Linked DNA regions of Homo sapiens: region 2 is linked to region 1. Evidence: chromatin loops called from intact Hi-C (ENCODE). Cell type or tissue: Caco-2. All regions are shown on one strand. Each heading gives the region's core, and the rest is flanking DNA. Links, peaks and the distances in the headings are about the cores only. Region 1 overlaps JDP2 (Jun dimerization protein 2). Region 2 has its middle 52 kb from the start of JDP2-AS1.

Region 1 (10,686 bases), core at 2,101-7,100:
CTTAACCTGTTGAGTATTTTGTGGTATCATTTGAACAAGATGTTTCTGTTGCTGAAACCAATAGATGCTACTTAAAGTGGGGTCAGCATCTGGGAGCTTGTTAGAAGTGCAGATTCTTGGGTCTTACCCTAAACATACTGAAGCACACTCTCTGAAGGGTGGGGCCCAGAAATCCATGATGCAATAAGCCCCCCAGGGGATTCTGATGCTCTCTGCACATGTAGAGCATGTCTCCATGGTCACCCCTTCCAGCTCTGACTGGCCATGATTCTATCTGAGAATGGTTAAAGGATCTAAAACCACATTTTTCTCAACACCTATCTCAAGCTTCCTAGATGGATCCACCTGCCATTGGATACTCATTAATGCTTATGGTTCCCCGAATCTGTGTAAGGCAGGGGTTGCTTTCTGAATCAGCAAATACCTTAGCGTTTCCAAACCAGTTATTTCCATGTCTTGAGATGCTCAACATTGCCACGTCCACGCCCTAAGGGACTTCCCAATTAATTACGCTGCCGAGCTTGTCAATAGGCTGGTTCCTTCATTGTTTTAGAAGGAAGAATCAGAGAAGCTGTTCTCATGCCAAAGGAACCCTCATTTGCTGCCACTGACCCAGAGTTCTCAGCAGTTCTGGTCTGATAACTGAGGATCCACTCCATAGCCCTGGCAATGGGGAGCTCTGTGTCCCACTCTATCTGCCTCAGTGTGGCAAAGCCCTTCCATACCTTCTCTCTGCACCTAAATTGCATCCATCTCCTTAAATAAATCACTCTTGGTAAAACCCCTCTTCCATCCTCCGGGCCAGATATCCCTGGCTGTGAACGGTTTGGCCCTTTCACCTCGGTAGGGTTTATATTAGCTGGTGTTCAGTATTCTTGATGGGGAGGTTGCCTTTGCCGGGAGATTTGTCTGTTATCTGTGCCTTGTGCTTGAAAGAAATTGGATGAAATGCATGTTTTAGCCACACACCCTGCATACAGATTAAATGGAACTGCCTTGGTAGAGAATAATTAAGCCAAGGACCTTGTTTTTCACCTTCATGATGAAAGACAAATGACTTCCAAAGGCTTTAATAAGATGGAACTTGAAATGTTCTCCTACTTTGGCCAGCTTGGGACTTTCAGAACAGCCTTGTTCATAAATATTCTGTGCAACGACTGCATTTTCATTTAATTGTAGATAGAGTCATTTTGCAGGAGCTCTTGTCTCCATTTTTGACCCAGTGTAATCAAGGCATATTACACCATTTGTTGTTGTTAAAGAGTCAGTTTCAGCTGTATTATTAACTCTTTGAGAAGAAGACAGATTTTTCCCTGCCAGATGCATTCTGCTTCTCACCAGTCTTTTGGGGGTGATGAGGGTCTTGTGGGGGCCACCATTTCTCTCCTTTTCTCATCTTTTGAAGTGACTGTCAATTGGACAAGAAAACAGATTGATTGCCTAGTGGGAAACTAGACCCCACTAAGTCATAAATATGAAATGGGCCTGAAATAGACATATTTCAGCAAAAGACATCCTTCCCCAAATAGCTCTTCTCTAGCAAAAGGATTTCCTAGCAATCATCATCTCTTTTTCTCTTCAGTGTTAGGTTTTCTGTCTGTGCCAAGGTGATTTTTCCTGTGTCTCCTGGATTCTTTCTCACTTTTGTAATAACAGTGTTTGCTCTTTCCTTAGCAAAACCGGCTGTAAATGGGTGTCACCCTGCCTAGCTGGCTTTCTCAGGCTTTGTTCCAAACACAATGCTGTCTTTTCTTAGCCGTGGAAATGGGGCTGTTCTCCACTGGTTTTTGAGAGAATGGCCTTTTCCTATTCTGTTCATATAAACCAGCCTCACACCTCGGCGGCCTGTTGTTTTTGGGGTTCTCTTAATGCAAAAGAAGGTTTTTACTATGGACAAGGGGAGTTGGGAGGGCCCTGGTCAGAGACATGCTGCATCTGGCTGAGATACGAGGAGACTGAGGAGTCAGTTTGGAAGGATCCACCTGTGGGCTCTGATGCCCCACAAAGATTGTAGGGTGTCAGGCTTTCAGTTCATACAGAAGGTGTCCCCTGCCTCTTCCCAGAAAGCAGTAGCCTTCCAGTTGGTCCTGTCACTGTCCGACCCAGGACCGGGGCACACTCATTCCCCTTCTCTGACCTTGAGTTCCTGGCCTGAGGATGCAGCCAGGATCTAGGGTCTCTGGGTCTTCTCAGTTGCAGAATCTAAGGCTGGAGCTTAGTTTGCAGCCCTGCTTCCCACACTGTTTCCTGCAGATGCTGTGCACACAGGGCAATGGCTTATCCACCCGTGCCCCCAGCCATGGGAGCCGAGTGACTCATCTTGGCAGGTGGAGCCATTGCCTCTGCCAGCTCTTGTTCAGAGCCTTCACCTGGTGGTTGGCTGAGCTGATTTGAGTGAGCACAGCGTCCAGTGTGTGGGTTTGTTCACAGGTGAATGTGCTTGATTACATCCTGCTGTTGGGGGCAGCTGAAGTGAAGTGGAAAGAACCTTGGACTTGGAGTCAGGAGTGTCTGGGTTCTTGCCCAGGTCACCAGCTCTGTGGATCAGGCCTCCCTTCCTCCCTAACCACGCAAGGTGCTGAGCACACAAAAAGTCAACAAGATGCAGACTTTGCCCTCGTGGAACTCCCAGTTTAATGGAGGAGTCAGAAACTGTGAATAGAATATAATACAGTAGGGGCCAGGATACGCTCAGAGCAGAGGGACACCTCCTCAGCCTACAGGGTGTGAAAATCAGGGAGGGCTTCCAGTGGGAGGTGATGCTCCAGCTGCATGTACAGGAGACATGAGAAGTAAGCCAAGGGGACAGCAGGGCAAAGGCATGAAGGCCAGGGAAGTGTATGGTATATGGCACCTCAGTGTTTCAGGAGCATAGAGCGGAACCCTGGGATCAACAGGTGGTAAGACCACAGCAGGTGGGGCCAAGTCCCAGCAACCTCATTTGACATAGGAGCTTGGGCCTCATCCGGAGGGTAAGGTGCACAGTAACTGGGCCAGATTTGCATTTTAGAAAGATCCTTCCGATGGCTGGGATGGAGGATGGTTGTGCAGGATCTGGAGGCCTCCTGGGGGACTGGGGCAGTGGTCAAGGAGAGACAGTGGGCCTGGAAAGTGACAGTGGGGGTGGATGGGGGGAGCAAATCTGACGAAGATTTAAAATCTAGAATTGGATGGCTGGCGTGATCAAAATTGGAGATAACAAGAGGGACGGGGGTGTGGGGAGGCAGGTAGTGAGCCCTCAGGGACATCCACGTTGAGCGTCTGGCCCAGCTGGCACTTGGATATTTGGGTCTGCAAATCCAGATTTGGTTGGCATTAGTGTATGGGTGGTGGCTGAAACCACGTGAGTAGATGCAAACGGAGATCCACAGGCCGTGCGTATCGAGTGAGGAGAGTAGCAGGCCAAGGATGGGACCTGGAAAACAGCCCGGAAGGGATGGGAAATAGCAGGAGACTGGAAAGGCAAGGTCAGAGGATGGGCAGGTGCAGGGGAGTGGGTCCAGGGCATGGAAAATTCAGGAAAGAGGGATGATGCACAGTCAGGCAGAGCCTCCCAGGAGGATGGACCAAGCAGTGTCCTCTGGGCTGGTCTGTGAAGACCCAATCCCTGTCTTGAAGAGCAAGCCATTTCCTTCTCTGGGACTCAGTTTCCTCATCTAAAATCTAGGGATTAGCCTTGGTGCTTCCAAGAGCCCCTGGCACTAAGCGTCTGTAAAAGCAGAAACTTCTTTTTTCTTTTTTTCGAGACAGAGTCTTGCTCTGTTGCCCAGGCCGGAGTGCAGTGGCACAATCATGGCTTACTGCAGTCTCAACATCCTGGGCTCAAGCAATCCTCCAGCCTCAGCCTCCTGAGTGGCTGGGACTACTGGTGTACACCACTGTGCCCAGCTAAGAAACTTCTTATAAGAAATTAGGGGGCACCCTTCCTACATCCCTCAATCAGGCCCACGCTGCCCTTGAAGGCTGGATGAATGAAAACCCAGAGAAGTCAGAGCTGGAAAGGACTTTGCGGAGATTTTAGTCCAGCCCACCGTGTGGAAGGTAGCCTGATGGAATGGAGTCAATCCCTGTCTTTTCCCAGCTTGGCAGCCTCGGGCAGACACTCCACCTCGCTGAGCCTCAGTTTTCTCACTTGTAAAATAAGGCCCCTGAGACCCACCTTGCAGATGTGTTTGAAGGTCAGTGAGAAATGGGAGCTACTTGTGCTTATTAAAGATGAGCCCCAGGACCGGAGAGGTGACCTGATTGACTCGAGGTCACAGAGCAGGGCACTGTGGTGACCAGAGCCCAGGCTTCTGAGGACAAGCCCACTAGGGTCAGCTGACTGCCAGAGGTCATAAATCAGCAGCCGTGGGCCAGTGCAGCCCACAGATGTGTTTTGTTTGGCTCATGCGGTGTTCCTTTCAAAATGGAATTTGTTGCTGACATTCAAAAGTGGGAGATTTTACTTCAAAAATTTATATTTTCTTGAAAACTTGGAAGAATTAGCAGCACTGAGCCTGCATCCCACTGGGGCTAGTGTCCCCTCCCATGGCAGGAGGGGTGGCCACCGCCCCATCCAGCCCTCCCCCCTCACTAATGGTGAGTTACTTGCTTGACCCCTGAGGTGATGTGAGTCTGCAACCCCAGCCTTAGACTGACCATTTGTCTTGAATTTTCTCCTAAAGCCCTGCCCGCTGTTCACTGAAACAGCTCAATATTTCACAGCTGAGGCCCAGACCTTGGCCACTGAGTAAGAAGGCCTGGCAAGAGATGACGGGAGAGACAGGAGGGCAGAGAGTTTCCAACAGCTCAGCCCCATGGGGGATGCTGGGAGGGCCTGGCCCCTGCAGGCTGCCGGGGGTCAGCAAGGGAGTTGGCTGAGGGCCCCTGGGGTTTCCTCATTCCTCCCTCCTGGAGTGGGAGGAGGCTATGGGCCTAGCCGGCTGGGCAGGCTGAGATCTTGTCCCTGAATTGCCCTACTTTGTTGATGGGGGGTGGGGGAGTGGGGAGGGACTGCAGCCCCTGGCTTAGTGCAGCCCTGTTTATGTAGGGGAATGTCTGGTATGTTTGGTATTTGGGTGTTTACTTCCCAGGGTGCTCATGGGTCCCTGGTGTTGAAATGTGGCTCCTCCATGCAGGGGGGGCCCTGGTGGGCCTGGCTGGCTGTGTGAGGCCTGAGGCTAGATTTGGAGGCTGCGGGGCTGTTACTCCAGGCCTGCTCACTGACAACTCAGCACGCCCTGAACTCCCCAGCCTGCTCCTCCCTCTCCGCAGTACTCCTTTCTGTGCCGCATTCTGCCCGGAGGCAGGCCAGTGTGCCGCTGCTGCAATAGCACCACCTCCGCCTTGCCTGCGAAGGAAGGCAGGGAAGCTGGCATCACGGAACTCTTCCTGTGCTCCCGGCTCTGGGCTGGAACTCAGTCCTCATTACTACCATGTGCGGCAGGGCTCAGTACCTTCCTGTACAAGTGAGGAATGGAGGCTCAGAGAGGCCAAGTAACTTGCCCAGGAGCACACAGCTGGTCTACAGCAGAGCTTCTGGAGGAACTCAGGTCTTAAAGACCACCCCCCAACCCCACCAACCAAAGCTCACACTGTCAACTCTGATGCCACAAGTCTCAGATTAGCCTGGTTCTGTCTGCCCAGGCAACAATTCTTAGTATGAGACAGAACCCTCAGACTTGGGCTACTCTGGTTAGTGCTGGGGGTTTTGGTTTTTCTTTTGTGTCCATTTTTGCTTATCACTTCCTTTATTTCTTTGTCCATGTGAGAGTTTCTGTATTTTCAGCGCCTTGGGTTGAGAATGTAATTTCTCTTTCTCATTCTGTCTCTCTGTGGGTCCTGCAAGCTATGTTTTTGAAAACGCTTATGAAAAGTCAGAATTCAAAATCACATCTGGGCTGCTGTTTGTCACAGTGGAAATGCCGCGCCACCTGCAGACGGGGCCTGAGAAACACGGAAATGGGTGAGGGTTAGGCCCGAGAGGAGCTGGTGACGTCCCCTCCTTTAAACCATGGAGCTTGAATGTTACACCTTCATGTAAATTGTGCAATAACGTTTTTTAAAACATGTTAAAAACTTCTAACTCTAAAGGCAGTGATCATGATCAGACCACCCACCCCTTGAAGAGCAGGACGTGCTCAGGCCCTGCGGCCCAAAGACCTGGATACGAGTCCTGCGCTGTCACTGAGCATCTACGCAGCCTTGATGTTCTTAGTTTCCTCATCTGCAAAAGTGGGGAAGCTGAATAGAGCTGTGCTGGGTGACTTACTGAGATGGCAAATTAAATGTAGTTAATTTAGTTAATAAACACCCATTCTGTGCCATGCTCAGCTCTGGTGGCTGAGTGACAGTGGTGAAGGTGATGATAGACTGAGATATTTATATAGATTAACTATGAATAGATTAAGGTTCTCATGGGAAACTGACAACGGGCAGGCAAACATGCATGTGAAAAAGATAAGTGCTGTTAGTGAATGCACCTTGAAGGAAATACACAGGGAGATAGTAACAGGACAGGGCTTTTAGTTTGGGGTGGTCAGTAAAGACGTCAAGAAGGAGCAGCAAGTACAAACCCGGGGGACAGGGAAGAACTTGTCGTTTTGAGGGAGAGGAAGAAGGCCCATTGTTGGAGTTGAGGGGTAGAGGAGGGCGATGTAGTGGAAGGTCAGAGAGGCAGGAGGAGCCAGGTTTTCTCGGTTCTGTGGGCCACATGTGTTGGAAGCTGTTGGAGGGTTGCAAGCAGAGGAGCTGACTTGTGTTTTAGCCAAGGGAGAGCCCTTTGGAGCCACTGCAGCCGTCCAGTGCAGAGGCGACGAGGGCTTGGACCAGGCTGGAGGCAGCAGGGATGGAGAATGTGGTGGACACCTTAGAGATGTATTTTGCAGGTGGAATCATGACAACCTGCTAAATGGACTGTGTGAGTCCTTAATCGGCTCCAGGGCAAACTTCTCTGGGCACACAAATCTGCGTGCGCATGTACTGCATACAGATCCTGATTCAGTAGGTCTGGGTGGCCTTCAAGACTGCATTTCTAACAAGAGCTTGGGTGAGGCTGATTGTGCTGTTGGCCAACCACACTCCACAGTGCCTGACTCCTGGCAAACGTCCAGGAAGTGCTCGCTGTGGGGATGACCACGAGCCCTGTAGGAATCTCTCAACTGTTGCTGTCATTGACTCCTGCCTGCAGGCCGTGACTGGGTCCAGGACTGGGGGTGGACTTATGTAAATCACAGAGATAGATTCATACACGAGATAGTCTTGTTTGCCTATCAGATCCATTCCCGTTTTACCCTGCTCTGTGCCCCAGGTGGCTCATCTCAATGGACCACATTACCCAGGAGTCCTTCCACTCTGGCTTCTGGTTGAACTTGGCCATTAGGAGGTACCAGCCTTAGAAAAGAATTTGGGATATTCATTCCCCTGATCCCTCCCTGCTGGGCACCCATTGGGCAGTGGTGTGTTCCTCTACCAAAGAGCACAGCTCCTGTCTGGTGACCCTCTGCCATGGCTAAGTGACAGCTCTCCCTGGGTTCCAATCATCACTCCTGACCCTAGCCTCAGGCCGGAGGTGTTCGTGACTCCACTGCTGCTGGTCCCGGGTTCCCTAAGCTCTGTCCACCCCCTGTAAGTAGTTCCCTCATTAATTTCCTTTAAATAAACCCCTGTTTCCTGCTGGGATCCCCTAGTCCAGGGGCTTTGGTACCGACCGAGGTGACCCACCTCTGCCTTTTATTGGCGGCTGCTTAAGGGCCCTTCCGCATCCAGGCTCTGCTGCTTTCTCAGCGGTTTTAGGAATGTTGCTGAGGGTGGGATTTCACCCCTGGTCACTGGGGACCATCTTCAGCTCCTCCATTAGCCCCTGGCATCACCTGACCTCCAAGGGTAGAAGCTTGGTGTCCCAGGCATCTTTCAGTGGCATGTGGCAGAAACCTTCTCAAACTCCCTTCAAGCCAAGGGAGGAATTTTGACAGATTCATAGTCCCAATGACAAGGAGCATAGTCAGTCCTCACCAGGGTGGCATCAAGAGGACCAAGACAGCGTCTTTCTCTGTGTGTCTTCTGTTGATTGTTCCTCTGTCTGTGCCGTTGGCTTCTGTCCACATCTCTGCATGTTTCTCTCCCTGTGGCACTGCCTCTGTGTCTCTCTCTCCCCTTCTTCATCTCCGTGTTCTGTGTGTTTCTCTGTCCCACTGTCTCTGTCTGTCTGCCTGTTTGTCGGGAGTGCTCTGTCTCAGGGCCTGGTGAGGTGAGCAAGCCTGGGTGAGGTGCCCGGGGGCGTGGCATGTAGGGAGGTGCTTCCTCTTTGGTGCTGACCCTGCACTTGCTTAAATGTGTGCCTTGGGCACCCCACCTGCTTTCCCCTGCTCCAGGCCCGGCTTTTCTCTCCATCCCCCTTTCCCTCTCTTTGCCTGTTTCTTTGTCTCCCTGACCCCGTCTTGGAGCTGAGTGGTTGTTTCTCTCTTGGTACGTGGTCTCTGGTCTCTGCTCACCCTAAACTTCACAGCCCGATCTTCCTGCCTCCCTGTGCCTGGGGGTGAAGTTGGTTGCCCGGCCCTGCATGACCCCTCAGTCCAGCACTCAGGATCTCCCTGTCCAATTTAAAATTCCAGGAGAGTGAGTACAGCTCGGCTCAGCCATTCATGCCTCGTCCAGTCAGCTGTGGCAGGGGCTTGAGAGCAGGCTGTCTGAGGAGGGGTCTGGGTGAGGCGGGGCTGCTCTGCACGAGGGCCCTCTTGGTCCTGAGTCCCCAGGTCTCTCCATCCAATGTGAAGTGTGGCACAGCAGTACCCCTCACTGCCAGGACCCGGATGGCCTTGCCCTTGGGCCTTCCTGGGAAACTGCAGGAAAACAGAGCCAACACTAAGTTTGAGAACAGGGAAAAGCATGCTCCCCTCCCACCCTCAGCCCGCATCTCATGGTTCTTTAAATGTATTGAGCGTCAAGCTGCCTCCTCTTCAAACATCCTGGTTCTTCCAGCTGTATCTGCGGAAACAAATCATTATCACCCAGTTTGGGGTTCTGGTTTCAGATGTCAGAGCCATGTGTGGTACAAATACTCTCTGCCGTCTTTCTCCCACACATGGGCAAATGCTTTAGAGAATTCAAGAAGCACCAGGAAGGAGGAGGCAGCAGCCCTGACTCTGGGGACGAAGGAGCCCCAAGAAGGGCTGGGGAGAGTCTCCAAGTGGTCCCTGTCTAGGGGTACAGATGGCACAGGCCATGTTAGCTGTGGGGCATGAAGGCAGAGGGGATCTGCCAAATGCCTGTCTTGTTTCTGGTAGGGCCTTAACAGCTGTTTTCTACACCTCTGGGCAGCTCTTAAATAGCAGTGCGAGGATTTAGGGGTGATGCAGCACAGTTTCAATGGGGAAGGTATGAGGATGGGGCTTTGGGATCACATCTTGCCTCATTGGGAGATACCAGCCAAGGTTGGGGGCATGGGTGCAGGAAAGGCCTGGGGCTGGGCTTGGAAGCTGGTGGTGGCTGTGGAACTGGGGGCTCTAGGCCTCAGCACACACCCTAAGTTTTTTCCTGGCCTGCTTAGGGCTCATGCAGACTTGCCATAGCTGTCAGGGGCCTGTGCCCCCAAATCTAAACTCTGCCTTCAGCCAGTGTGCTTCTAGGGAAGGCAGGCTCCCAGCTTTGCTGGCCTACTACAAACAGAGAGAAGAGGCCACCCCGGCAGAGAAAGCTCCCGTGAGCGCTGGGGAAAAGGCCATGCAGATGCAAACGGGTGATAAGTCACTTTGTAATGAAAGAATCTAAGCCTGTAGCATCTCTCTCTGGAATCCTGAATTCCATTCATTCATCTGAGTGACATTTGTTGAGCCCCTCCTGAGTGCCACACTCTGTACCAGGTGCCGGGAATGCTCAGGTCCGGTTCTTCAGGCTAGCAGGGAAAACAGGCACCCACACAAACCGACGCTTGTGGTAGGATGCGATGGAGACTCCTACAGTGCTGTAGCAGCACCAAAAAAGCAGCGGATTCTTTTTCTTTTTTAACTTTTAAGTTCAGGGGTATGTGTGCAGATTTGTTATATAGGTAAATTCATGTCACGAGGGTTTGTTGTACAGATTATTTCATCACCCAGGTTCTAAGCCTAGTAGCCAATAATTATTTTTTCTGATCCTCTCCCTCCTCCTACCCTCCACCCTCAAGTAGGCCCCAGTGTGTGTTGTTCCTCTCTGTGTGTCCGTGTGTTCTCATCATTTAGCTCCCACTTATTAGTGAGAACATGCCGTATTTGGTTTTCTGTTGCTGTGGTAGTTTGCTAAGGATAATAACCTGAGCTCCATCTATGTTCCCGCAAAGGACATGATCCTGTTCCTTTTTATGGCTGCATAATATTCTATTGTGTAATATGTACCACATTTTCTTTATCCAGTCTATCATTGAGCATTCAGGTTGATTCTGTGTCTTTGCTATTGTGAACAGTGCTGCAATGAAAATACACATGCCTGTGTCTTTATGGTAGAATGATTTATATTCCTTGGGGTATATACTCAGGAATGAGATTGCTGGATTGAATAGTATTTCTGTTTTTAGCTAAAAGCAGCTGATTCTATCTGGGGAGTCAAAGGACCCTTCCTGGAGGAGGTGATGTTTACTCTCGAGGTTCAGTTAAGAGTTTACCAAGTGGGAAAGGAAGGATATCTCACTCAAGGCTGAGAGGGCCTGGCTGGCTTGGAGAAGGGTGAGAC
Region 2 (10,209 bases), core at 2,498-7,497, 77 kb before region 1:
CCTTACAATAGTTCCCTTTTTCTTGAATCCTCACTGATGCAGTCATTATTTCTAGTTCCTCTATCCATAGCTTTGTTTCATCAGCTCCAAGTAGTACTTGGCTCCTTACTCTGTATGGTAAGGTATTAGAATCACCTCCCTTGTCCTTTCCTCTCCTCCTCCTGTCTCATCTCTTCTATCAGCTATTGATTTTTACATTGTCAAGTGTGGTAACATTACATCCTGTCCCAAAACCATAGTGAGCTCTTCTCTTCATTGTCTATGGTCCATTCTAAAAGTTGAAAACTATCAAACGGCACTTCAAGTAGAGTATTTTGTGCGGATAAATGAGCACAATTTCTGGTAATGGGCTGTGATAATATTTCCTTCCCTACATATCAAGGGCAGATGCCTCTGTCACTCAAAGGATGATATTCTTAGCCACTGGATCAAACAGACTTTCTTGTTTTATGTGCCACCATTTGCTCAAATGCATCTTACCTCTTACATTGCTTTGTTTTTGGACTGTGACTTTCTTGTTTAATGGTTTGTTTTTCCCAGGGTTTTTGATTACTTTCTTTTTTTCTGCTTGGGTAAAGAAAACTAGGTCTTTGCCATCATGCCCCAATTATTGTTTAGCTTCTTACTCATTTCTTGTATTGCTTGAAATCCATTCTATTCTTCTGGAAGACATTCTTCTTGAGACTCACTGCCATTTTACTGAACACCAATTTATTCTGAGGCTCACTAAACAGTTGTCACCCTGTAATTTCTTTTCACTGGGATCTTGGGTTAATTCTACCATTTCATGTATTCTCACATTACCCTTTTGTTCCTTTGATGCTCACTCCAGTTTTGCTGGAGTGTGTTCTTGTTCAGCTTCTCCATGAGGCATGCGCAAGAGATAGCTATCGCATACTTACAAGAGGACTTACCAGCTGTGTGACTTGGGCAAGTTCCTAATCTCTTTACTCTTCAATTTCCTCCACTGAAAAATGGGAATTATGTCACCTGGCTCATGGAGTACTGTGAAAATTACATTTGATAACATTTGTAGAGTGCCTAGCCCTTGGTGTTGAGCAAATTTTGATTTATTTCCCTAATTAAGCCACTCTTCTGCTAAGAGATCTTAGAATGCTCCCATTGCAACCTGGGCAACATGGCAAAACCCCATCTCTACCAAAAATACAAAAATTAGCCAGGTGTGGTGGTGGGTGCCTGTAATCCCAGCTACTCGGGAGGCTGAGGCAGGAGAATCGCTTGAACGTGAGAGGTGAAGGTTGCAGTGAGCCAAGATCGTGCCACTGCATCCCAGCCTGGGCAACAGAGCAAGACCCAGTCTAAAATAATAATAATAATAATAATAATAATAATAATAATAATAATAATAATAATAAAATAAATAAAGAATGCTCCCATTGCCTATGGAATAAAGTTCAAATTCTTTGGCATGACCCAAAGCCCTCCATAATTGGATCCCACCTGACCTTTCCGGATTTGTTTCCTATTACTTCAGGTACCTTGTGCCCTGCCAAACTCTTCGCCCAGCACATCTGTATCTTCTGGTTGTCCAGGCCTTGATTCTCTCTGTTTCCCCTGCCTGGAAAGGCTTTCCCGTAATATGTGTGTATCCAAACTCTATTTCCCTTCTCACCTGCTCCCTCCATGGTACGCCCTTCTCTGATCTCCAGGTATGAGCACTTTCCATCTCTCCTCTGGCTTTTATCCTCTCTACTGAGTATTTCATTTGCTGCGGCCACAGACCTGGCCGCTTGCCTGTGGATGGACCAAACTCTTTCAATGCTTCTCTGCAGCTGGGGCGCCCACAGTGTTGAATGATTCTCTTTTTGCAGGCTGGGCTGAATCCAAGATGCCTTTAGGCAACGTTTCCAGAGGGCCAAAAAATTACTGCTTCCTTCCTGTCTTGCCTGTGCAGCTTTCCTCTCCCAGAAACAGCCCCCTACGCTTACCCCACACAGGGAAGTAAAGGAAAATTTACTTTTAGGGAAGTCACCTACTTGGTGAGCTCTTACAACCACTGGGAAAATGCTGTGCCATTGGGATTAAGTTAAAGGAACAAATTGCACATACCGCTGGGAGAAGTATCTCATTAAGTATGATTTTTTTTTCTTTCTGCCTCTCCTCCTCTTTATAACTTTTTTTTTTTCTTTTTTGAGACAGAGTCTCGCTCTGTCATCCAGGCTGGAAGGCTGGAGTGCAGTGGCACGATCTCTGCTCACTGCAACCTCTGCCTCCCCAGTTCAAGCAATTCTCCTGCCTCAGCCTCCGGAGTAGTTGGGACTACAGATGTGCACCACCATGCCCGGCTAATTTTTGCATTTTTAATAGAAATGGCATTTTGCTATGTTGTGGTCTTGAACTCCTGACCTCAGGTGATCAACCTGCCTTGGGCTCCCAAAGTGCTGGGATTACAGGCATGAGCCTCCACGCCCGGCCCATATAACTTATTTTTAACACTAGCATTCATTCACTTACTCACTCAGTGTTTATTCATTCTATCAGAGATTCTACAAACTTATTACATGACTCTGGGGTGCCAGGCACCGTGGAGGGCTTGGGGACACAGAGAGGAAAGGCATAATCCCTGCCCATGAGGAAATCACAACTAGTTTATATTGGCATACAGATCACTTTTCAACCATGAGGTCCTGCTGAGAGCAGGAGGCAGGAGCCTCTGAGGCTAGAAAGAGTGAGCAGCTGGGTGTGTAGGTGGGAATGGTATAGGAGGAGATTGAGATGGTCCTGGAAGTCTAGTTGAAGAGGGCCCGCGGAGCAGTGAGGTGTCTGAGACAGAATTTTCTCTGCCTCACAGTTTAGCCCTCAGGTATGATGGAGCCTGGTCAGCCACCAGGCTAGGCAGGAAGTTGGGGAGAGGGAAGAAGGGGAGATGATGCAGGCTCTGAATCCAAGGTTCTGCCCTATCACTCAAAGGACAATATTCTTAGACATATTCTCTCCTAACCCAGGTAATAACCTGGACAGCTCCTTGAATATTATGTGAGAGGGAATCACAGGAAAAGGAAAATCCCTTAGCTCACCCAGCTGCATTCCTAGCAATTTCTGTTCATTTTCAGGATGAGCATAGGAGTCATGGGAAAAGAAGGGTGGCCTGAGCTTGTGCTCATCCCAGGCCCCTGGCTCTTCAGAGCCAAGCTAGCCCCAGCTACCCAGACCTGGATGGATGCAGAGGGCTTCCAGCACTGGGGATGCAGTGCTTGGAGTCACGTGTTTCTGTGCAGCCATTGCTGCCTATTACAGACTGAGTTCCATCTGGTGGTCACATCCTGGACTGGCTGCCCAATGGCAGACAAAGCTCCTTTTGTAGCTAGTAGGATGAAGTGAAGGGGAGGCTGAGTTCTTAATGTGGCCAACCAACTTCCAGCCTCTATCAATAAGTTTCTCCCTGGACCTTTTCAAAATCAAGCATTGCCAATGTGACACTGTGGGGCTGAGGGGCTGTGGGTACTGCCTGAAGCCTGGCATTGCCCACAGACTAGGTTCTCTTTATCCCTGGCCAGATCCAGCGTTGGAGTGAACCAAGACAGGCTATAGGGTCTTGGGACCCCAACCTTCTAATTAGAATTTTGTGCTGTCTCCCCTATCCTGGAGGAAGGCTGTCCAGGGAGCCCACCCACCCCCACAAGTTTTTGCAATGGAAGGGTCATCAGAGATAGCCAGTCCAACCCTTTTATTTCACTGGAGTGGGAGTGGGGAGGAGGAAGGGGGAGGATATTGGCCCCTATTATCTACAGAGATAGTGGCTGCGCTGAGGCTAGACTCCAGACCTCCCCCTCCACATTCAGAGATCCTTTTCCTTACACCAGCCATGGCCTTTCTTTCTGGAAATGTGCAGCCTTCAATAAAAGGACAAAAGGAAGGCAGCAATTAGCTCCACAGAGCCAACTGATGATGGCGCAGCTTAAAACAAAGTGATCAGCCTGTAGGTCAGGGGCCATCCTGGTGTGATGGCTAATATTGAGTGTCAACTTGATTGGTTTGAAGGATGCAAAGTATTGTTCCCGGTGTGTCTGTGAGGGTGTTGCCAAAGGAGATTAACAGTTGAGTCAGTGGACTGGGAGAGGCAGACCCACCCTCAATCTGGGTGGGCACCATCTAATCAACTGCCAGCGTGGCTAGAATAAAGTAGGCAGAAGAAAAGAGCAGACTTGTGGAGTCTTCTGGCCTTCATCTTTCTCCCATGCTGGATACTTTCTGCCCTCAAATGTCTAAGTTCTTTAGCTTTTGGACTTTGGAACTTATACCAGTGGTTTTCCAGGAGCTCACGGGCTTGGGACTTGGACTAACTTTCTTGCTCTTCAGCTTACAGACGGCCTATTGTGGGTCTTATGATTATGTGAGTCAATACCCTTAATAAATCCCTCCTCATATATACATCTTTCCTATTAGTTCTGTCCCTCTGGAGAACCCTGACTAATACACCTGGTTCTGCCCACCTTCCACCACAGGCTTTGCTTGCATGTCATGTTTTCTTGCCCTGAGAGCCCCTTTCTCCTTAGCCAGGCACCTGATCAAGATCAGAATCTGGAAACTCTGCATATTTGTGGTATAGAAACCCTTGCTAAGAGCTAGCTCATGTAAGCCTCAGAACAATACTGGGAGATATTATTACCCCACTTTATAGATAAGGGAAATGCAGAGAGATAATGTTATTTGCCAAGGATCACAAAACCAGAAGGTGGTAGAGCTGTATCTCAAACGCATGTCTTCTGACTGTGAATCCTGTTCTTTTTCTTTTCTACCATGAAAAAAATGTGGAAAAATGCTTTGATAACTTTAAGGCCATACATGATATAACATACTAATTATTATCACCACTGCTTCTACCTCTAGCACTGCCATTGCCACAAACGCCATCACTATCACCATCACCATCACAACCATTACTACTACCATCACCATCACCACCACCACCATCAACACCTATACCATAACTACCATCTCCACCATCATCAGCACCATTATCATCACCATGCCACCACCACCACCACTGCCATTGCCAATGCCTGAGTGGAAGAGGAGTGGAGGAGCGAGGTGCCTGAGACAGAATTTTCTCCCCCAAATCCTCCATTATCACCATTGCTGCTAACACCATCAAAGCTAAAACTTGAGGCTGTTTCTATACCTGAAGCCTCAATGTGCTTATTAAAGTGCTAAGTGGCTAGAACAGATTCAGATAATCCAGGGTCTTGTTGCTCAAAGTGTGGTTCATGGACCAGTAGCACTGGCATCCCCTGGGAGCTCGTTAGAAAGGTAGAATCTTAGTCATTACCCCAGACCTACATAATTTCCATCTTAACAAGATACCCAAGTAGTTCACATGCATGTTGAAGTCTGAGAAGCGCCACTCTAGAGCAGGGCTTGGAAACCTACAGGACTCCTAGAGGAGACAGTGGTAAGCTAGAGCCTCCTCTAGTGTGGCTTGTTCGCCCTGGCTGCCAATCCCCTCTCCTAGTCCTGTAGTAGAAGACAAAGAGCAGCCCCAAGGAATGTTGCTTTGGTGTGCTCCAGATAGTGACTTTCAGGGCCTTTGGATAGATTAGGACTCAGAGGCCCACACAAAGAGAAACCGCCATGGGGCCCATGTCTCGACAGCTAGAAAGTGAGATGAGAAGTGTTCTGAGTCACAGGTTAGGATGATGTTTGATATGGTTTGGATGTGTGTTCCCTCCAAATCTCATGTTGAAATATAACCTCTAATGTTGGAGGTGGGCCTGGTGGAGGTGTTTGGGTCATGGGCATGGACCCCTTATGAATGGCTTGGGACCACCCCCATGATACTGGTACTGCATGTGAAAGCTGGTTGTTTGAAAGAGCCTGGCAACTTCTCCCTCTCTCTCTTGCACTCCCTCTCGTCATGTGATATGCCCCCTCCCTCTTCACCTTCCACCATGATTGTAAGCTTCCTGAGGTCTCATGAGAAGCCAAGCAAATGCTGGCACTGTGCCTGTATAGCCTGCAGAACTGTGAGCCAATTAAAACTCTTTTCTTTCTTTTCTTTTCTTTCTGTCTTTTTTTCTTTCTTTCTTCCTTTCTTTCTTTCTTCTTTCTCTCTTTCTTTCTTTCTTTCTTCTTTCTCTCTTTCTTTCTCTCTCTCTCTCTTCCTTCCTTCCTTCCTTTCCTTCTTTCTTTCGTTTGAGACAGAGTCTCACTCTGTCACCCAGGCTGGAGTGCAATGGCGAGATCTCGGCTCACTGCAACCTCCACCTCCCAGGTTCAAACAATTCTCGTGCCTCCACTTCCCAAGTAGCTGGGATTACAGGTGCATGCCACCATCCCTAGCTAATTTTTGTATTTTTAGTAGAGATGAGGTTTTACCATGTTGGTCAGGCTGGTCTTGAACTTCTGACCTCGGGTGATCCGCCTGCCTTGGCCTCCCAAAGAGCTGGGATTACAGGTGTGAGCCACTGCGCCTGGCCTCTTTTCTTTATGAATTACCCAGCCTCAGGTACTTCTTTATGGCAATGCCAACAGACTAACACAATATTTTTGCTTTTCACCAGTGTCGTAAGTCTACACTATTCCTCCTGGATCTCAAATTTGAAAAGGAGTCAAATGAAACTCCCCACCTCTGTTATCTCTTCCACACGTGCCTGAGTGCAACTACAAAGATGGTGCAAGGACTGCTTGGGTGGGAACAAAAACTATAGAACTCATTTTTAATGCAGTTGTAGTTACAAACAAAAACCTGTTGGAAAGTGAAAACTGTCTTATATCACTGCCAATATTCTGTTGCTAAGACACTAAAGGATAGCTTTGCATGGACTAAGTTGATAAATCATTTCAGGGTCTTATGTGCATCGGGAAAGCAATACAGCCAAGTGATTTAGAAGATAGTCAATGGAACCAGATATAGACCCAGATTCAAATATTAGCTCTGCCATGAGGTATTGGCTTTGTGACCTGGGGAAAGTTACCAAATTGTGTACCAGTTTCCTCATCTGTAAAATGGGGACAATATTAGGGATATTAGGAGGATTAAATGAATTAATACATGTGAAGTACCTAGAAGAGTGTCTGTCACATGGTAAGAACTCAATATGTGTTATCTGTTTATTATTATTAGAACAATAAGTGAACACAATAAGCACTTGCCAAGTGTGTTTGGGTGAGGCATCGTACATATCAGGATCTTGGGAGATGGAAGAGTTAAGAGGAATAAGACATGGGCCCTGCTCTTAAGGTCCTTTAGTCTAGAAGAGAGAAAATATTGCTATGGTTTGAATGTGTCCCCCAGAGTTTATGTGTTGGAAACTTAATCCCCAATGCAACAGTGTCGAGAGGTGGGACTTTTAAGAGGTGATTAGGTCATGAGGACTTTGCCTTCATGAATGTGTTAATACTGATCATAAAAGGGCTTGAGACTGTGAATTCAATCTCTTGCTCTCTCTCGCCCCTTTTTTCGCCCTTCTGCCATGGGATGATGCAGTGAGAAGGCCCTCACCAGATACCAGCCCTCAGCCTCAGGAACAATGAGCCAGTAAGTTCCTCTTTACTATAAATTACCCAGTCTCAGGTATAGCCATACAAAATATATTAAGACAGAAAACTGGTACTGAGAAGCAGGGTGTTGCTATAACAAATACCTAAAAATATAGAAGCAGCTTTAGAAGTGCGTAATGAGTAGAGGCTGAAATAATTGGAAGGAATGGTCTAGAAAAAGCCTAGATTGCCACGAACGGAGCTTTAAGGGTGATTCTCATGAGGGCTCAGAAGAGGAGAGCTGCAGGGAGAGCCTAAATATCCTTAGGGATTTTACTTAAGTGGTTGTGATCAGAATGTTGCTAGAAGTATGGACAATAAAGGCCATCCTGATGGGGTCTCTGATGGAAATGAGGGACAAGGTGTTGGAAACTGGAATAAAGGCCATTCTTGTTATACAGTTGAAAAAAAAAAACCAAACTTGGCTGAATTGTGTCAGTGTCCTAGGACTTTGAGGAAGGCAGAAATTAAGAGCAATGAACTAGGATACCCGGCAGAAGAAATACCCAAGCAGCAAAGTGTCCAGGGTGTTGCAGGGCTTCTTTTGGCTGCTTACAATAAAACGAGAGAAGGGAGAAATGATTTAGACAGAATGCATAATTAAAAGGGCAACAGAATGGAAAGATTTGGGAAACTGTCAAGCTGGCCAGGTAAAGAATTAAAAAGTGTGTCTGGGAGAGAATATGAAGGATATGGCCAAGCAAGCATTTTCTAAAGAGATTAATATGGGTAGAGGGAAGCCAGGTTCTATTTATCGAGACAGTGGGAGAATGACCCTGAAGGCATTTCAGAGCAGTGGTTGAGCCACATATGGGGCTTCTTCTAAAGCTGCTTCTATATTTTTAGGTATTTGTTATAGCAACACCCTGCTTCTCAGTACCAGTTTTCTGTCTTAATATATTTTGTGTGGCTATACCCGAGACTGGGAAATTTATAATAAAGAAGAACTCATTGGCTCATTGTTCCTGAGGCTGAGAAGTCCAAGACTGAGGGGCTGGTATCTGGTGAGGGCCTTCTCACTGCATCATCCCATGGCAGAATGGTGAAGAAGTGGTGAGAGAGAGCAAGGTACAACCTTGAGGGCAAGTTTTCCAAAGCATTTGCTACCCTGTACCACCTTGAGTCTCTGCTTCCCATACTCTGGTGCAGTGCTCAGCTGCTCCAGCTGTGAATCAAGTGGTGGCCCCAGATGTGGCTCAACCACTGCTCTGAAACATACAAACTGTAAACCTTGGTGGCAGCTGATTCTGCAGGTGTGCAGAATGCAAGAGCTATGGGCCCATAGCAGTCTCCATCTAGACTTCAAAGGATGTTTTAGACAGTATGAGGGCCCAGGCAGGGACTCAGTGCAGGGCGGAGCCACTGCAGAGCCCCCGCTAGGGCAATGCTCAGTGAATCCTTAGGAGCAAGGCTGCTGGGGACCTCAGGGCAATGCTCAGTGGAACTGCAGAGTGGGCAGCCCTGAGATCCCAGAACTCTAGGGCCACTGGCATACAGCTCCAGCCCGCAGGACTCTGCCCTCACTAATGGATTAACACAGTTATCTTTGAGAATGGGTTAGTTATTTCAGGAATGGGTTTCTGATAAAAGGATGAGTTTCTCCCACTTCTTTCTCTCCCTCTCCCTCTCTCTCTCATGCATATGTGCTCTTTTGCCCTTCTGCCTTCTGCCATTAGGTGATGCTTCATGAAGCTCCTTTGTGTAGTGCCGGACCCCTGTTGATTCCAATAGGGATGGCACTTTGTCTGAGAGGAAAAAAAAAAAAAAAAGTCCTGGAGCCAGCAAATGAGGGTTTACTGGGGGGACTTACATATGGGGCAGTCCAGTGGTGGCAGGCTGGATGGGAAGGCTGCTACAGTTTGTAGAAAGAATGCAGTTTATATGGCATTTTCACTTATCAACCTCCACCTAGCAACCTCCATCTGACCCAAAGCACAGGGCCTCAATCCCCTGTATGGCCTGTGTTCCAAGGGATGGGCCAGAGGCTCAGATGTCCTCCTCAGATAAGGAGCAAATCTCTGCATTGGCCACTCCTGGATTCTTCAGCTCAGAACTCTGAACACACATTCTTCTCAGACCACAGGTTGTCTTCAGGTTATGCTTAAGTGACATTATTGCTCTCAGGTGCGCCCACCATACACCTTACCAGATGTAGGCCCCTTGATCTTGGACTTCTCAGACTCCAGAACTGTAAAATATAAGGCTATGTTTCTTATAAATTACCTAGTCTGTGGTATTCTGTTATAGCAGCACACGACAGGTTAGGACAAATTGTGACAGGCCAAAAGTGAGGAATGCCACAGAAGTGAGACCCATAAAGAACCTGAGTTTTGAGAAAGGGGGTTGGATTCCAGAAGGCGAAGAGCAGAAATCAAGATAGAACCTGAATATTCTGAGATCTCAGAGAAGGGAATATTATCTTGAGTAATTTGAGACAGTTGGAAAGTAAAGAGTTTTTTTTAGGTTAGAGGCCTGGTGCGTGTGTGTGTGTGTGCGTGCGCGTGCACCCACTCACAAAAAGAAAGACCAACTTTTTTAAGAGAAGAGAGAAAGAAGCTTTTTCAGCACCCCCTACAACCTCATTCCACTAGGCAGCTTCATTTATTCATTAGCACATGAGTATGGCACCTTTATTTCAGCCATCCCAGCTTTCAGGGTAGCTGGGGGTATTCTGAGAGTCCAGCTTTTCTTGCTAGAGACAGAAGGAGC

The links. A loop is a pair of places that touch in the nucleus more often than their neighbours do. Peaks named below come from ENCODE experiments on the same cell type or tissue, not always from the same donor. Only the 100,000 strongest peaks of a DNase experiment are listed, where the experiment ranks them.
Region 2: a loop joins it to region 1, with 4 times the contacts of the local background. A loop is called at or near these places in 2 of 110 quality-filtered maps.

The regions. Positions count from the first base shown.
Region 1 is chr14:75,448,194-75,458,879 of GRCh38, forward strand. The region is part of intron 2 of JDP2 (Jun dimerization protein 2); the gene reads left to right. Among named protein-coding and RNA genes, the nearest start is that of JDP2, 26 kb to the left of the region's middle. RefSeq lists enhancers at 3,804-4,318, 4,319-4,834, 4,835-5,348. In Caco-2, for the core only: no CTCF peak of the experiment used is centred there; DNase peaks (open chromatin) are centred at 2,423 and 5,028.
Region 2 is chr14:75,370,596-75,380,804 of GRCh38, forward strand. No RefSeq gene overlaps it. Among named protein-coding and RNA genes, the nearest start is that of JDP2-AS1, 52 kb to the right of the region's middle. In Caco-2, for the core only: no CTCF peak of the experiment used is centred there; a DNase peak (open chromatin) is centred at 4,486.